Regions from separate parts of the Homo sapiens genome. Here region 1 is linked to region 2. Evidence: chromatin loops called from intact Hi-C (ENCODE). Cell type or tissue: natural killer cell. All regions are shown on one strand. Each heading gives the region's core, and the rest is flanking DNA. Links, peaks and the distances in the headings are about the cores only.

Region 1 (2,901 bases), core at 88-2,587, 220 kb after region 2:
GTCTCTACAAAATAAAAAGTGTTTTAAAAATTAGCCGGGCGTGGTGGCATGCACCTGTGGTTTCAGCTACTCGGGAGACTGAGATGGGAGGATCTCTTGAGCCTGGGAGGTCAAGGCTGCAGTGAGCCATGATCCCGCCACTGTACTGCACTCCAGCCAGGATGACTGAGCAGGGCCCGGCGCCCCCACCGCCCCCCGCCCCCACACACACCTGCGCCACCACCGCCCCCCACCCCCACACACACCCACTACCAAAAAAAAGAGAAAAACTGAGTTAATTATGAACGTAGTTTGAAATCACAATGCCAATGTCAAAAAATGATTCTTCAAAGAGCAAGCATATGATGTAAAATTTTAATAATGGCCTGAAGCTAGGATCCTAGTTTATGCCGGCAAACCTGTGTCCTCCAGCAGCCTTAAGCTCGGCAGAGATTCCCAGGCGCCGGCCTCGCGGGTGAACTGTCACACGTACCCAGAGCTTGGAGGAGGCGCGCCGGGGGAGTGTTGTGCTGGGGATTCCCAGGCCGGCTCCTGCTTCTCGCCTGATGAATGTGGAGTTCCTTCAGCCATCCCTCGGATCCTCTTAAACTTTTCTAAGTTTCAGGAGTGTGAATGACGCATTCCCCTAGTGTTAAGTGGCGACAGTTCTCCCTCTATTTTATCTCTTCAGTCATTTTAATGGTCATTGGGGGAGGCGTGTCAGCAGACCATCTTGGATGAAGGGCAAAAAGACCAGTTAGCATGGAATTGAGGTTTGTCGCTGGTGATGGCAGTGGGGACATGATCGCACGTCCTTGGGTCAGACTTCTCAGCTCTCTCCTCCCCATTTTTACCCCCAGCACTCGGTCAAACAAACAGACAAACAAAAAGACCCCTGCAACTCCCAGACAAACCAAAGCTAGAGTGTGTAGGTTGGGTGGCTTTCTGTTGGATAGTTGTGTGTCCCAAGTTACACGCATCCTATCTTGGCCCAGCTCCACTGGAGCCCGAGCGGCGGGGCGCAGGGTGCGAGCGGGAGGCTGGTGTTCTGCCCGCGATGGGCAGGGGAGCCGGGTGGCCGCGGGGCGAGGAGCCGCGAGGGCCGGGCCGGCGTGACACCACCTGGCGGAGTCTCGGGGAAGAGTCTTAAAGGCGCGCGCTCCTCCGTGCCCCGCGCACTCGAACGGGAGCCGCGGAGAGCTCGCCTCCCGCTGCCGCCGGCGCCTCGGGGAGGTAAGTGCCACCCGCGGATCCCGAGTCGCGGCCGGGTGGGGGCGGCCCGCGGCTGCCCCGCGCTCGGGAAGCTCTGGCTGGGGCTGCGGTCGGAGGGCGGCGCCCAAGTTTTCTTGAAGGCCTCGGAGGGCAGCTGGAGCGGCGTAGAGCCTGCGCGGGGATGGCGGGGGTGGCCGCGGGCCGGGGCCGTCTGGGGGCGGCCATCCCGGGCGGTGCGTGGAAAAGTAGGCACTGGTGCGCGGCGAGGGGCGCACGCCAGAGCCCCAGCCCCGCGTCCTGCGCACTTGGCGCGCTCTGGCCGCGGTCCCGGCGAGCCCCAGCCTGCTCCGGGCCGCGACCCCGGCTCCGCGCCTTCCTGCCCGCCCGGGTCCTTTGTAGCCCGCTGGCCCCGCGGTCGCGCACGGTCACGCCGGCAGGTCGCGCTCGGCGGCCGGCCAAGCCAGCCCCGGCCCTGCCGCGCCCGCGCCCCGGGCCACCCCGCCCGGCCCCCTCGGCGCTGCACCCCTCGCTTTCCCCATCTCCAGCCGCTCGCTATTTTCACACCTCCCGGTGCCCCGGCCCCGGCGCCTGATTCAGTGCTTAGTAATTAATTTGGCGTTTCAGAATGGTCAGCGGGCTGGATAATGGGTGCATTCATCCCCCGGGCTAATCTGAACAGAGGTGGGAAGAAAGGCTTTCACAGACAGAAAATGCCATTCGCCGAGCGCTCAAAGGGGCTGTCACTCCCAGAATAAATCGCCGCCGCGCCCGCCGGCTCCTCTGGCCATTTCCATACAGCTCCGGCCCGCGCCGCGGACCCGCCGGCCTCGGCCTCGGCTCCCGGGAATCACTCACTCGAGTGCCTTCGACGGGAAAGTCGGGCGAGAGCTGGACCCAGGCGGGGGCCGAGGGAAACGGGGAAACTGGAGACTCGGGTGAAGGCCGCAGGGGACAAAGAGATTGATTAGAAAATCAAACGCGCATCTAGAAGGAGGCGCAGGCGACTGCTCAAGGCGCGGACGGCGGAGCTGGGGCTCGGGAGCGTCCGTCCAAAACCCCCGAGGTTCGCCAAAGAGGAGGGCCCGCGGCCCAGACCCTCCGGAGCGTGCCCGAGGCGACACGGCAAGCTTCTGGGGCTCCCAAATTGTGAATGGAGTTCAATGCACAAGCATAGATAGTAGAAACAGGGTCGACCTGCACAGACTTTTTATTCCGAGTTCCTTGTGCTATCAGCCCCGTCGCCCTCGCGGCCTGGAAGGTGACACGGTGTCTTCCCCGGCCTCCTGCTCGCCACCCCTGTTGGGACCCTCGGGTCCGCCTGGGGACATCTGCTGAGCGGGTGACGGAGGCTTTATCCTTTGATCCCTTCTGGATCCGGTGACGCGCTAAGTGTTGGGCACGTACGGCCTACGGAGTTTGAATGCTGGGGCCTTCCTGTTGCGGCACCCCCAGCCCACTGGTGCAGCGGGATCGTGCGCTCCCGCCGCAGCCCTAATCCAGAGGACCGCGCCGCGCCAGCGCCTTCAGCCAGGCTGTGGCGCCTCCAGTGGGTAGGGCTGGCTCGGCTCTAGCCAGGTGAAGCTCCAGACTCTGGATTTTCCCGTCTTCGGGGTTCAGCGTGTATCCACCTCACCCGGCCGACTTGGCCCTGGGCCCTTTCACCCAGTGGAATCCTGCCACTGGGAGAAGAGAAAGAGCTGTGGCTCTATG
Region 2 (2,901 bases), core at 266-2,765:
CATTTAAAAATCAGGTTGTTTGTTTTTTTGTTGTTGAGTTTTAAGAGTTCTTCATATATTCTGCATATTAACACCTTATCAGATGTATGATTTGCTAATATTTTCTCCCATTCCATAGGTTGCCTCTTCACTTCTGTTGATTTTGTCCTTTGATGCTAGACCTTTGTCATCCACATCTTTGTCATCCACATCTGAACCCCATCTCTCGTTTCCATTGGTGGTAGTCGTGGTGGTGGTGGGCCTCAGTATGACTGCAGTAATGGTACCTGGTGCGTCTTCTTTCCAAGACTGCCCTTACTTAGTTTCTTTTGTTTGCAATGAGACAAAGATTTCTGAGCACCAAATGACAAAGAAGAGTTAAGTTTTTAAAAGCAATTGTTTTCTTCTTGAAATGTTTCTTTAGTTCCTGTTCAAGACAATGCTAAGCAAAATTCAGATATCACCACACAACCTCTGGTCTTCTGTGGAAGGCAAGACTTCTTCAAATATCCAAACACCTTGAGCCCCTGAGTTGGTCTGACTCGCTAGTCCCAGGGACAGACACAGTGAGGTTTATTTGCTGCTGACAGCCAAGCTCCAAGGCAAGATGGGACAGCTATTGTCATGGGGGGAGACATTCAGATCCCTCTTATGACTTGCCATAAAAATGATGGGCCTCTGGTGGGATCCATTCCCAACTCTCTTACCTCATTTCAGGTAGGTTCAGTGGTGACATCCAATCATAGCTCTCTTACCTAACTCACCTCTCCAAGGGCAAGCTTCTCACTATTCTCTAATCAAAATTTAGAAAACCTGCCAGTACAACCTTGGAGAAGAGGGGCTTTAGCCAAAAGCAGGTGCTATATTCTCTCCTTCCTGGAAGTGTCATCTCTTTTCTGGGCTAAGAGCACACAGATTTTGATGTAATTTGCCAAGAACAATAGGAAGAAGCACTGTTTCTGGATGCCACATGCTTCCTGAAAGAGGAAAATTGTAACATGTTGATATGATAGTGGAGGGTCTTGGAATTTTCTTGGAATCTTCTCATCTCTTCCATGGTGACAGAGATCCAGTGAGTGCCTGGTGAGATAGGACTTATTTGTAAATCCTTGTGAGCCTCTCTCTGCAGGCACTGGAATATACACTGATGAGATTTGGGCAGCCAGGCTTGGAAGGGGATGGGGCTGAGGAGCAGGAGGTGAGGGTCTGTGAAATTGGTTTTATTATTGTGACTCTGACCTCAGGTGGTCCCTCGGCAGCCCTAGGAAACTCAAAAAGTACATGCAGCTATTTATCCTGTTTCTTCACATTTACACTGATCAAGACAAAAGTAGCATCAGGGTCGTCCATATCCTCAGGAAAGGCTGCCAGAGGCTGTCTGGGCTGGCCAGGCTGATCTGCCAATTCCACTGGAAGCCTTTGCAGCTGCTCCCTTTTCCCAGACCCTGGCCTCGCCTCCTGTCTCTCACAAAGCCAGCTCAGCAGCAGCACCTGATCCTCGGGGTTTTCTGTAATTCCAAGCTCCAAGAACTAAAGGGCCTTCAGGTTGCCGGCCTCATCCTGAGCTGCAGCTTTGGGAAGGGAATAGGGACCAGGTTTGCCCAATGAAGAGGGACGCTAGTTTTCCCTTGTGTTTGGCGCTCCCTGGTGGAGAGCTTCGGAACCCCTGGTCGAATCCTCTCCCTTCCTGTCCCGGTTTGCTTTCAGAAGTCCTCTTCAGTCCCCGCTTACAGCCATTCCACCCCCGTGTGGAGGCAGAAAATAGCTTTCCAGTCCCAAGAGCGTGGCCTGCCCCTTGCAAAGGGCAGAGGGGATGCAAGTGTCCAAAACTGCAGCCTATGGGGGTCGACATGAACAAAGCTAAAGGGAACGTTGAGTGCCAATAGGAAGGTGCCCCGCCCTGAAGGTGCCTACCCAGACCTCTGCCTTCCGCAGTAGCCCCCCATGCTGCAGGCCTCGACCAGACACCAAGTTCCAGTCACCACAGATTGCCCCCTCTGGCTCATCCCACCACTCCCTAGACCCTGGCTTTGAGGGCAGATCGATTGGCCTATAGGGCTGGTGTCTTGGCTCAATGTGGTCCTTCTGCACACAGACCAGGAACTTTCTGCCAGGTTCTGGGGAAGGAGATGAACCTTCATTCCAGGCCCCAGCATCTCTCGGGTTCCAGAATGCTATGCTATTCTGCAGGGTGAGAAGGGCTGGTGTGCCCTTGGCCCAAAGGAGGGAATCACGTCAAGGCCGAGAGGCACAAACTTAGAAGGTCACAGAGACCAAGGCCCTCATTTTTCAGACATGGGAGCTGAGACCCAGTGGGGTAAGTGACTTGCCCAGGGGTCATATTTTAAGTTTTACTTCTGTAGCAGATGACAACTGTCTTAGTCCGTTTTCTGTTGCTTATAATGGAATACCTGAAACTGGGTAATTTAGAAAGAAAAGGAATTTAGTTCTTAAAGTTACGGAGGCTGAGAAGTCCAAGGTGAAGGGGCCACATCTGGTGAGGGCCTTCAGGCTGAGGACTCTCTGCAGAGTCCCGAAGTGTTGCAGGGCCTCACGTGGCGAGGGGGCTAGGCATGCTAGCTCAGGTCTCTCTCTTTATAAAGCCACCTGCCCCACTCCTATAATAACCCATTAATTCATTAACCCATTCACTTATCCATGATGGCAGCATCCTCATGAACCATTCACCTCTTAAAGGTCCCACCTCTCAATACTGTCACATAGAGGATTAAATTTCAACATGAGTTTTGGAGGGGACAAATATTCAAACCACAGCAACACCTCACCAGTCACGTTTCTGTCGTGCACCGCAGGCTCCCAGGATTGGAAAGAACTTCAGTCCAGTGGAGCCTCATGTCTCCAAGCCATTTCACAGCCAGGCTAGCAAAAAGATAAAGGTTTCATGAACATGGCTGTGGAAAG

What was found. Hi-C counts contacts between places; a loop is a spot of excess contacts. Peaks named below come from ENCODE experiments on the same cell type or tissue, not always from the same donor. Only the 100,000 strongest peaks of a DNase experiment are listed, where the experiment ranks them.
Region 1: a loop joins it to region 2, with 2.9 times the contacts of the local background. A loop is called at or near these places in 9 of 110 quality-filtered maps.

What each region holds. Positions count from the first base shown.
Region 1 is chr17:9,001,933-9,004,833 of GRCh38, forward strand. It overlaps a transcript of NTN1 not described here. Among named protein-coding and RNA genes, the nearest start is that of NTN1, 18 kb to the right of the region's middle. RefSeq lists silencers at 1,076-1,185, 1,216-1,265 and an enhancer at 1,890-2,519. In natural killer cell, for the core only: no CTCF peak of the experiment used is centred there; a DNase peak (open chromatin) is centred at 1,139; H3K27me3 peaks cover 1,148 bases.
Region 2 is chr17:8,784,375-8,787,275 of GRCh38, forward strand. No RefSeq gene overlaps it. Among named protein-coding and RNA genes, the nearest start is that of MFSD6L, 14 kb to the right of the region's middle. In natural killer cell, for the core only: a CTCF peak has its summit at 1,621 (motif pointing left); a DNase peak (open chromatin) is centred at 1,627.